Regions from separate parts of the Homo sapiens genome. Here region 1 is linked to region 2. Evidence: chromatin loops called from intact Hi-C (ENCODE). Cell type or tissue: PC-3. All regions are shown on one strand. Links, peaks and the distances in the headings refer to the core of each region. The heading gives the core; the rest is flanking DNA.

What was found. A loop is a pair of places that touch in the nucleus more often than their neighbours do. Peaks named below come from ENCODE experiments on the same cell type or tissue, not always from the same donor. Only the 100,000 strongest peaks of a DNase experiment are listed, where the experiment ranks them.
Region 1: it touches region 2 in a loop (6-fold over the local background); 1 of 110 quality-filtered maps calls a loop at or near these places.

Annotation. Positions count from the first base shown.
Region 1 is chr5:107,965,862-107,971,845 of GRCh38, reverse strand. All of the region lies in intron 7 of FBXL17 (F-box and leucine rich repeat protein 17), which reads left to right. Among named protein-coding and RNA genes, the nearest start is that of EFNA5, 300 kb to the right of the region's middle. RefSeq lists an enhancer at 4,571-5,984. In PC-3, for the core only: no CTCF peak of the experiment used is centred there; DNase peaks (open chromatin) are centred at 2,665 and 3,165; H3K4me3 peaks cover 1,039 bases; H3K27ac peaks cover 2,296 bases.
Region 2 is chr5:107,803,799-107,809,782 of GRCh38, reverse strand. No RefSeq gene overlaps it. Among named protein-coding and RNA genes, the nearest start is that of EFNA5, 140 kb to the right of the region's middle. RefSeq lists enhancers at 1-206, 207-729, 730-1,251. In PC-3, for the core only: no CTCF peak of the experiment used is centred there; a DNase peak (open chromatin) is centred at 2,872.

The sequences.
Region 1 (5,984 bases), core at 439-5,438, 160 kb before region 2:
TGGGGGAGATGGCATGTGAGCTGAATTGGAGTGGGGTGGGAAGTGAGCCCAGTATGCTCTAAAATGCCAATAATCATGTGAACTTTTTGTTCCTACCTAACAGGCTATATACTAGCAGTAGACATGAAAACGTTTGTTTCACTTTATCAACTAAAATGTTAGTGATTCTGTCCTCTGCCCTTTGTTTGCTCTTTAATAAAACAATGAAACCTAATTTACGGTCAGTTCTGTTATAAAGTGACAAAATCATCACACCACGCACCAAATTGTAGCTTATGAGAAAAGAGAATCAGGGGCGAACACTCAAGAACTTTATCAGGAACACATACAATTTTTAAAGGATGGGGACCTCATAAAAAATAGCATAGTTTTACACGTATTAAGTGGTTAAGAAATACATGCTAATACCACAGAACTACATATATACTACAATCAATGTGGCAGTGCGCCTTGAAAAAGACCTTAAGTTTACGTGTGGAAGTTGGCATCAGAAGGTTATGGTGACATGCTGGAAGTAGAACTATTTGAAATCCCATGTAAAAATGTACCAGCAGATGTGGAGGGGTGTGCTCATACGTAACACAGAATGAGATAGCTGGTAGAAGTTTAAGATGTGTGCTTGTGTGTGCTTTGTGAATTTCATCTCCCCAGCCCAGTTCTGCCTGGTGAAGTTTTCCATGTTGAACTGGTGTTTTCCAGAAAGAAACGGTAAGCAAATGTAATTTGCATTATGCTCAAATTGTTCCCTCATATATCAATCCTTTTGGAATAAATTTGTGACTTCAAAACATGTTTTATAGAAGAACTGACTGTACATTGTTGCAAATTAAGTTTATAATTTTTTACCTCACTTCTGAAATTTCTAGCATACTGTGTCTAGATTCTGTCGGGCATATCATAATTTTACATAAATCCAATTTTCTACTTAACTGACGCTCACATAAGCAACTTCCATTTCTTCCAGAGCAACATTTTTCTCTGGGCTTTTCTAACACGGGGAGCACCTGCAGGGAACTTGGCAAAACAGGTGAAGGCCGTGGGAGCACAGGTAGTTTTTCTTGCCGTCAGAGCCTCCATACCTACAGCAATCCTTGGGGAGGTGTGGTAACAAGGGCAGCAGGTCTTTTTCCACTCTGGCAAGATAAATGGCCAACGTTTCAAAGGAAAAATCACAGGAAAGTGGGACTTTGGCCATGATCAGCCTCTACTACCAGGCACGCAGAGAGAGCCATGCATGCAGGAGCAAAGTTTTGCCTTCTAGTAGAGTTGATAGGTCTAAAGAACAGGCCTTTTCTTTCTGCTCTTATTTTTGGCTTTGATCATAGATTCTGGCCTAAGGGATAGAAGAAAACCGCACTAGACGAAATTAAAGTTAAGGGCAGAAGCGGTAGCAGCTGTGGGGTTGGGTAGTGTCCCTCAGTGGGCACCTGTCCTTTTTCTGAAATATTTTTCCCACAGAAAATATATAAGGGGATGTTTTGCTGTATATGCAATGTGGTGGTCATTTTTTTTCATCTAATTCAAGTGTTTCTGCAAGTAGTGCAGCTCTCAGTTATATTACCTAAGGCAGGAGAGAAGAGAGTTTTGAACTTGCGTTTGGTAACAAAGAGAACCATCACAGGTCCTCTTGTTCATGCTGAGCCCTAGAGTCTCCAGCCCAGAAAGGGAGTGGAAAGTTCTATCTGCCCAACTCCCAAATTAAACAGCCATTACATAAAAAATGGGGAGCTGAAGGGTTAACACACACCAGATGATACAATCCTTACATAGCCTGAAGCAAACATTCAGCTGACAAAAATGTTATTGTATGTTCTCTTTTGAAAGCCTTAAGATATGCTTGGGTTAATTAGATTTCTAAATATGCAAATATGCCCTAGTGAGGTTTTTCTGAAATGCATCATTTTAAAATTATGTAGCATGGCATTAGTGTTCAAAATACTGAATTGTAAGATGATGCCTGAATAGCTTACTAACATATCATATAAATTCATAATTGATCAAACCCATGTATTCCCCACTGTCCACATTATACTGTTCAAATTGGGTTAGAAAGTTTTATGGAAATTAGGTTCTCTAGTATGCTTTAGGGGAAGATCAAGCAGTAGTTTAAATTGCAGCCGTAGTTCTTGAAAAATGCCAATTCCCTTGTCTAATATCAGTGTTTCCAGTGTGCTCAGTTTAGGCAACATGAGGCTTCTACAGTCCTGAGACTGTGGATCACCTGAAGGAAATTAGAAGAACACAAACTTTGACCTTAAGGGGAAAAAATATTTTAACAAGGGCATCTGAATTGACTTAACTTTGTTCACCTGCTTCTGCCAGTGAATAATTTTGGGATTTCAACTTCTAAATAGTTTTTTTTTGAAATATGAAGAAAGATATCTTTATTTGGGTGTTCTATATAAATGGGTTTCTGGTTAATTGAAATGTTTAGGCTGTATCCATTAAACAATAATGAGTCATTTTTTCTGGAAACTTTTCTAAAATGCATTGCATTTTTCAGAGATTTGTTAAAGAGTGTATACTAAAGTGTACTAATCATAAACGAACAATTTCTGTGTGAGTCAAATGTGCCATGTCCACAGTACCCCATGCGGTATGGAAAGCTATTTATCCATGCTTTCAATGACCTAGACCACGGTGTTGACAGCCTTTTCTGCAAAAGGTCAGATAGTAAATGTTTTAAGTTTTCCGGGCCACCTAGTCTCTGCTGCTGCCACTCCACTGTGTCATTGCACTGGGAAGGCAGCCATAAACAATATATAAGTGATGAACATGGCTGATTTCCAGTAAAACTTTGTCATCAAACAGGCAGTAGGTTGAATTTGGCCTGCAGGCTGTGGTTTGACAACCTCCAAGTTATGCTTGGGTAATTTTGGGGAGTTCTTTCTTTCTTGGGTTTTTTTGGGGGGTCATCATGGCCATTTTTGATGTTTTAGTGTTCTTGTATTCCTACTTTTAGCAGTATATCCTTTCTGTTTACTTACTTTGATGTGCTTTATACTACAAGGAAAAAAACTAGCTTATCAGAATTGTTTCTAAAATAAGAGCCACTAGACTCCAAGCAAGGTTCATAAGGCTTTCCTATAAAGAAAGTACAGAGTGCATTTGATATGGCATTCCTTCTCAGTGCTTATTCAGAGGCAATTTTTATTTATTTTTGGATTATTCACCTAATTGTTGGCATGTAAACTAAGTTTTATATTAAAATAATTTTGTTATGATTCATTAGGTTTTTGTAATGATTCATCACATTCACTTAAAAGTAAGAACAAAATTTTCAACTACATTTTCATGGGCATAGTTTAGTGTTTCTCATCCCATGTTTTCCATATTTATGAATGGTTTAGCAAGAGTAACAGATGTGTCTACTCTAAAAGAAGAGACTAAATTGCCTTTTACAAATGAGAAGAAATTGCCCTGCCCTCACCATGATCAGTGTACTAGAATATTTTATGCTTACATCTCGGTTTACTTTATATACATAAGTAAACTTCTTTTTTTGAATTTTCAGGAACTCTTTAATCTGCACACACAGCTTAGTTGTTGAGAGCACTGGATCTGTGTTCAAATCCTAGCTCTATCACTTATAGCTGTGTCATATTAGACAAGTTACATAACTTTTCTGAAAAAAAGAGCTCTTCATCTGAAAATAGGGACTCCAAGGATACCCACCTGAGAGCATTGTTTTCTGTTTCTTTGATGCTGTTGCCCTTGTTACTCTATTCCTCCTCCTTTCTGCCAGTGACACTCACATCAAGTCTAGTTTTAAAACTTAACACATAATCAAAACATCATATTTATACCTTTAAATATGTACAGTTTTGTCCGTTATACCTTAGTATAACTGGAATAGCTTTTTTAAGCTGAAAAAATAATGTGCTATTTTCAATACCACCCTGTTAAAGCCAGTTTATCATTGAAGCAGATAATAACTAACATTAGATAAAATTATTTGTCCCACCTTAAAGTAGGTGACCACATGATACATGGAATATAGGAAGTTAGTATTTGTAACATAAAAAGCTGCATCCAATTACAGAAATTTTTTTTACCCTTTTTGCTATTACATCATTAAATATTTAAGCTGTAATTTACATCTAATTTGGGATGCATACTAGGTAAAATATTGAAAATGTTGTTTTTTTCCTATTCTTTTTTTTTTATTATACTTTAAGTTCTAGGGTACATGTGCATAATGTGCAGGTTTGTTACATATGTATACATGCACCGTGTTGGTGTGCTGCACCCATTAACTTGTTGTTTACATTAGGTATATCTCCTAATGCTATCCCTCCCCCCTCCCCCCACCTCATGACAGGACCTGGTGTGTGATGTTCCCCTTCCTGTATCCAAGTGTTCTCATTGTTCAGTTCCCACCTATGAGTGAAAATGTTGTTTTAAACGGGTCCTAAAATATAGACTGCCAGCTCTCGGAGAAGGGTATATAAACTTAGCTGTCAACATTGGTCAAGTTCTTCCATGCCTGCACATCTAAGCAGTTCTAGAGATTTGATTCTGATCTTCGATTTCCTACTTACTGTCACCACAAGAATTAGGTAGATCTAGTTTCCTACTGAGCAACTGTCCAACAGTTAGTGTTATAATAATATTTACAGAAACATCATTCTCAATCTCCTTGGTATACACAATTTAAAACGATGTACAAAAAAAGAAAAAAAAATTGAAATCCTAACTCACAAGGACTCCAATAATGATATGAATAGTGTAGTTGATGGAAGGTACCTTGGGTAGATAATTAAGCAAATTGGGTTTTAATCTTGTCATGCCACTGATTCACATTGATAGCCAGATCAAGTTACTTAATCATTCCAGGCAAGAGTTGTCCCATCTTTAAAAGAGAAGATGGTACTTTGGTTTTATGATGACAGAATAAAGATACTTCTGCATTCTTCTCTTGAAAAATTACCCAAAACAAGGAAAAAAGAAACACACATTTCAATTATTATTAAAGTAGATCACCGTACTCCTAAAACACAACCTGCAAAACAGGAAAGCAGATGGAAGAATAAAAAAATGTTCATAATGATGGGGAATTTGGGAACTAGATGTGGTGATAGTTGTACAATAAGGTAAGTGTAATTGATGCCACTGAATTGTGCACTTAAAAACAGTTAACATGGCCAATTTTGTTATATACATTTTACCACACAAATTTTGTAAAGGAATGATAAGGATTTAGTGAGAGAAGTGAGGTCGAACAAAAATGCTTCCAGGTTGAAAGTACCAAAGAGCAGCTACCCAGTTTACCTCCCAGAAAGGTCTGAGAAATTGGGAGCCAGGTAGTGAAGGTGTGGGTAGTGGAAACAGGGATTGCTTGAAAAGTATGTGTAAGTTACAACTGGATCTCCTGATCTCTCCTTCCTCGAAACATTCTCTGTCACTGGACAAATGACCTCACCACTTCCATCCTGGCAGGAAATGATGCTCTTGGAAGATTGAATTAGAGAGCCTCAGGGCTTGGAGACTGCAGGGTCTCAAGAGGGTGAGATCAGTCTGAAAACAGGGGTGAGAGTCTGGTACTAAATGTAATATCCCAGCCCCTTCCCCTGAGTAACTCCAAAATACAGATAGTCAGGGCTTATCCCTTTGAGCCATTTCTGATTTAAAAATATGGAGATGAAGAGCCAACGCAATGGCTTGCAAGAGTTGAAAGTAGTGTCTGGAGAGGAGGAGGGGAAGGGATAGGGCAAATACCCCAAAGTTTTCAACAGGCTTTTTATTATTGTTTAATTTTTATGCCTGTAATACTCTGGTTTTAAAATGATTAAAATAAATTTACAAGGTGTAAAATCAGGGAAAATTTCTAAGAGCCCATTCTACCTTTTGTTTGTTTTAGTCAGATTCAATCATATCGTCTTTTATAGAAAAAAAACTGTCACTAGACTCTTGATTTTTTTTCCCTAAGGGGAAAAATATCACCAAAATAGCTATTTGTAAGAAGTGCTAATTGGTGTCATCAT
Region 2 (5,984 bases), core at 470-5,469:
CAAAGCCCTGGAACTCCTGGCTCATTGCTTTCACTGCTGGAGGTATTAAAAGAAACAAAACTTTCTTAGCAATATCTTAATCATCACTCCTTTGGCAATTGTTTATTTAACTTCTTAAAATTCCTCCCAGCAATGGCAACAAAAATAAAACCACACACAAAAAAAGCTGCATACAAATGGGCTCTCTTAATGATTTTACCACCAAAGTATATCGTACAATCTTCACTGCCATCCCCCACTTTGGAGTCATCTGTGCTAGAAAGATGATGGATACACATATTAGTCTCTGGTTGTAATGAACACATCCATTATAAAAGCAATAGTAACTGCAACAGGGATTATGTGCTTGGTGAAAACATCTCCAGTGCCTTGTAAACACCTCAGCCTTCTGGCAGCCCCCCTGTGGGCCTATTTACTGCCTCTACGTTGCAAGGTAGCTACTGTCTAATTATACACAACTGGCTTGGTTAATCCTGCATAATAATAATTAAAAACAATTCATATTTTTTTCTTTTACTCTCTTTATTAACTTTAAACTTTTAAAGCCTCAGAGGTCCCTGTAGAATCAAAAGCTTATTAAAATATCAAGACATGCGAGCCTTTTCAAGTGCATATTATTACATTTGTTTTTGTTAACATGACAAGGCCCAAAAGAAACTCAGCAGATTTTTGTAGATCAAAGCAAAGGCACTGTGAGAGAAACTGGACCACCTGTGCCGTGTCACCCATAGTCATGAAGAAAACAGCAGGCCCCGAGGAGCCTCCCTCAGCAGCAGCCCAGATGGGCGGGGCAATGTCGGGGGAGAGAGGACACAGCAGGGAGAGCTGCTCCACCTGACTGCATGGAGCCTGTGGCATTTGGGCGGTCCTTAGGGAGGCCCCCTGGACTCCAGGGCTTTTGGTTACCTTGGTTACCCGGCTCTGTAGCTCTGGTGTCAGACCTAGCCTGTAGACAGGAGGATTGGAGAAAAAGTGGGGAAGGGAGGAGGAGGCGGCACTGTTCCAAGCCCTGGGCTGCTGGAAGACTCAAAGTGAACCAGGTGAAGGAGGTGTCTGGTTGGCTTGTGGGAAAATAAAACAGTAAGTCTTACCTACTTACATAAACCCATGTGCACACTCTGGGAGCACACATGCAATGAACACTAAATCCTGTCCATGGGCCACAGGGAAAGCAGTGGGCCTGGCCTCCAGGCTGCACACTTGAGGCTGCCCTTCCTTGATTTCTTTCCCCTTCTGGAAACTGCTCTTTGCCTTATTTCACCTCAACGCTGGGAGAGTTGGGACAGTTGTGTATGTGGTGTGATTGGGCTGCTGGCTTCCCCAGGGTGGCCTCAGGCCCTGAAGGCTCTCAGATTAGACCAGGTAAGCCTCGTTACTAAGTTCCCAAGTGGACCCTTCATATTCCCTAACCAAGGAAGAAATCCACACATTCTATGGAGCAACAGAGCATTAGCATGAAATGGTTGGAGTGGTGGGGAAAGGAAAGATTCCCTTGCTTATCCATTCCAACTAATGAGCACTAAATATTTTAATTGGTCTCAAGAAGCAGAGGAGAGTGTGGATCTATACAGGCCACACAGAGGCAATTATTTATTCTAGCAAAAAAGTATCTATTGAGCCCCTTCTGGGGTCAGGCACTGGGCTTAGATGTTTTGCAAATTTGTAACCTCCTATTTAAGGTAGAGAATTGTATGCTACTCAAATTCAAGTACCTAGTACAATCACTACACTTAGTATGTATTTATTAAATGGGTTAACTCATTTATAATCCTCACAGCAACCTCACATGAAGAATTAATATTCCCATTTAGCTGATGCAGAAAGTGAAGCTAGGGAATTCACCTGAATCCCTGCTTCACACACATTCTTCTCTTGGCTATCAGGGCACCACACTTCCTTGGTTTCCATCCTACCTTCCCCTCGCTGGTTCTTCCTTTTCTCCCTGATCTCTTCATTTTAGCGTGCCCTCTTCTCTAAATTTACTCCCTTGGTGATCTCACTGAATCCTATGGCTTTAAATACTGACAACAGTCTCATTTATATTTCCAGCCCAGACGTCTCTCCCACACTCCAGACTTGTATATCCAACTGCCGCTCTGCATCTATCATCTCTGTTTGGAGGTCTATTGGATATTTCAATCTCACTGTGTCAAAAATTAAACTCCTCATATTCCCTCACGTGCTGCATTCCCCAGCTCAGCACTGACAACTCCACCCTTTTTGTTGCTCAGGCCAAAACCATGGCACTATCCCTGACTGCTCTCTTTCTCTTAAACCCTATCCATCCTCTATCTTCAAAATAGACCCGGTTTGGGACCTCTTGTACATCCTCCAGCATTGATATCCTGGCCTGAACCTCTCTTATCTCTTGCCCAAATGACTGCAGCAGCTGATGGGTCTCCCTGCCTCTATCCTTGGCCCCCTAATGCTGTAACTAGATCCTGCCACTCTGCTCAAAACCCTACAATGCACCCCATTTTACTCAGAGGGAAAAAACGGCAAAATCTTTAACAGTCTTACAGGGCCCAACATGACTTACTGCCCTCTCTTACGGGTGAGATTTTATCTTTAATTATCCCCTCACTCCCTGAGATCCAGCCACCCTGGCTCTTGCCCTTGTTCTAGCTGTTTCCTCTGCCTAAAATACTTTTCCTCCAAAAATTCACAAGGTTCACATACCTTAAATCTTTGTGCTAATCACACTTTCTCAATGAGCCTCTGGGACAGTGCTACTTAGTCAATTGAGATAAATACAAAAATAAAAATGTGTAAAACTTTTCCAGTAACTTGACATTCCCCTGACATCCACGCATGTGGCTCTGGAGCAAGGGGTAGGCCAATCCAGGTATTGTTGCACTTGAGGGTGAGTCATATGTGGTGTGAGTTTACACACTAGTCATCCAGAGTAGAACTGTAAACTAAGTCCACAACAGATTGGAATTTAAAAAACTAGTTCTCTGCCATCATGAGTCTGAGAAGAATTAACTTCTAGAGAGCACATGGCTGTTGAGGAGGTTGTTTAATGTTAAATTGGGACTTGGAGATTGGGGAAGAATTTTCTCCATTGTCTCCAGTCCACCTGACACTTTCATGCTCATACAAATTCATTCCTCCTTTCTTCTCTCAATCTATCGAGGACGTTTATTGTCTTTCTCCCCTAGAAAGTTGTGTGCGATCCACTCTGTTAACTTGGTGAGGGAAGGGGGGAGAGGTAGAACTATAGAGACAAAGAACACAGCTGCTGATCGTGACAGCTGCTGCTTCTGTTACTGAAACTGGGAATTAACTGAATTGGAGAGATTGGATAGAATTAGCAAGCTGTTGGATGGATCCTCTGGGAATAGGTTCCCAGAGAGCTGGTAGGGATGGAGGTTTGGGGAGGAGGGATGAGGTGGGAAGCTCCCTGAAGAGCCTGTGGGTGAGCATTCGCCCTGGTGCAGCTGGAGCTGCAATGAGCTCTCTCTTGAGCTGAGGGGGCTCAGTTTCCCCAGCTTTGCCCCTTATCAGAATCATTACCTACCCCCCACCCCCGAGAGCACACATTTTCCTCCTTTTCTTTCTATCACCTGTGGCAAAGTAGTTATCTTGATCAGGGAAGCATGAAGGGCTCTGACATTTTAATTATCATCTGTCTCCTTGAACAACAAGAATAAGAGGAAAAACAAATCCCCTAAGAATTACCTGCTGGAGGGTTTTGCCAGGTCTCATTTTACCCTAACTCTCTTTATCTAGTTAAGCAGGATCTGGACTGAGAGTTACAGAAAAGAGGACCTATGAAAATGCAACACCATGGCAGCCAGCAGAGTGGAGTTCAGATGGGCTCCAGGAGGCGGGGCCAGGCAGTATGAAGAGGACTGCACCGTCCTGGATCTGTTACTTAGCACTTCTATGAATCGTAAGCAAGTTACATAATTTCTCTTTGCCTCTGCTAATCTGAAAATGGGGCTAATACTAATGCTACTAGATTGATGTGTGGATTATATACCCAAAAGCTATATAAGGCCCTGAACACAGACTCAGATCTCTCATAGTGCTCAAATAGTAGGTAGTGGTGGCAGGTGCTTTTGGTGAATAATGTTAATGTGAATTTTACAAATTTCTGTGTCCCTTTTTTCACTTTTACTCTCTGTTTCACTGTGGAAGACAAAATAAGCCCCTCCCCCCAAGGTGTCCTCTTACTAATCCCTGAAACCTGTTCATATAATTTGGATATTTGTTCCCTTCAATTCTCATGTTGAAATGTGACCCCCAATGTTGGAGGTGGGCCTAGTGGGATGCATTTGTGTCGTGGGGAAGGATACCTCATGAATGGCGTGCTGCCCTCCCCGAGGTAATCAGTGAGTTCTTGCTCTATTAGTTCACACAATGGCTGATTGTTAAAAAGAGCCAGGCACCTCCCCCTTTCTCTTGCTCCCGCTCTTGCCATGTGATATGCCAACTCCTCCTTCCTATTCTGCGTAATTGTAAGCTTCCTAAGGTCCTGCCAGAAGCAGATGTTGACACTATGCTTCTTGTACAGCCCACAGAACTGTGAGCCAAATGAACCTCTTTTCTTTATAAATGACCTAGTCTCAGGCATTCCTTTCTAGCAATGCAAGTGGACGAAGACACCTGGAGATCTGTTATGTTACATAGTAAAGAGGAGTGAAGGTTGCAGATGTAATTAAGATTGCTCAAGGCAGAGGTTGCAGTGAGCTGAGATTGCGCCACTGCACTCCAGCCTTGGAGACAGAGCGAGACCCCATCTCAAAAAAAAAAAAAAAAAAAGATTGCTAATCAGCTGAATTTATCGTGGATTATCCAGGTAGGCCCAATGTAATCACAGGGTCATTAAAAGCAAAAGAAAAAGGCAGAAGAGAAGGTCAGAGTGATGCAATGTCAAGTCTCACCCTCTGTTGCTGGCTTTGAAGATGGAGGAAGGAGGCTACAAAGCAGAGGATGTGGGCAGCCTCTAGAAGCTAGAAAAGGAAAAGAAAGGTATTATTCCCTAGAGCCTCCATAAGGAATGTAATCCTGCCAATGTCTTGATTTTAGTCCCATGAAACCCTTTCAGACTCTGACCTCCAGAACTGTAGAATAAATTTGTGTTGTTTTAAGCCAGTAATTTTGTGGTCACTTGTTACAGCAATAGGAAACTAAAATTTATCTCACTCTATTTGGTATGTATAGATCTCCAAGAAGGCAAAGTTCTTATTTAATAGTCTTTTAATGTTGAGCGCATGCTCACTGTGTTCCTGGTATTTATAAAGTGTTGTTCTAAGGTTTTGGGGAGAGTGGAAGGAATGTAAAACTGTCTGTGAGGACTTACCATCTAATTGGAGAAAATAGACACGTACATATGAAATCCATGACACAAAGTAGTTTAAGAAGGGGGCATTCACTGTGGGGCTGTGAGTTGGAAGGGATGGCTAGGATTGGGTTTGGCACTCATATGAAATAATCATGTATGTTTCATCATGTATGTATGAAAGGATGCAGCCAGACTTTGTGCCTTTGTGATTGGTAAAGACAGACAGCAGTGCAGAAGTGAGGATGTGTCCTAACTCAATTGCTTCTCAGATGGCAACCCTAGGACACATCACTGTAACTTCTTCATTGGTAAAATGTAGAAAGGACTCAGAGGATTTTTATAAGGATTAAGTGAGACATGACCTATGAAAGTACTTTGTAGAGTATAAAGAATACATTAAAATAAGCTTTTCTTCCCTAATCTCTTTTGTAAAAGTTGATAGTCTATATCCAACTGGCATCCTCAATTCTTAAGCATAAAAGCTGATGCAAGCAACCTCTGGCTTAATCCAGAGACTGCCAGATAAAAACCAGGGGTGCTTTTGGGAAATTGCTAATTACAAACAGACAACTCTTCTTGTATAGACAGGCATCTCTATAAACACCAGAACAGAGCAACTTCTAGAAAACCAATTCTAGGAAATAGAAACCTTTGCTTAGGATCATAGGATAAGCAAGGTGGCAGGAAATGACAG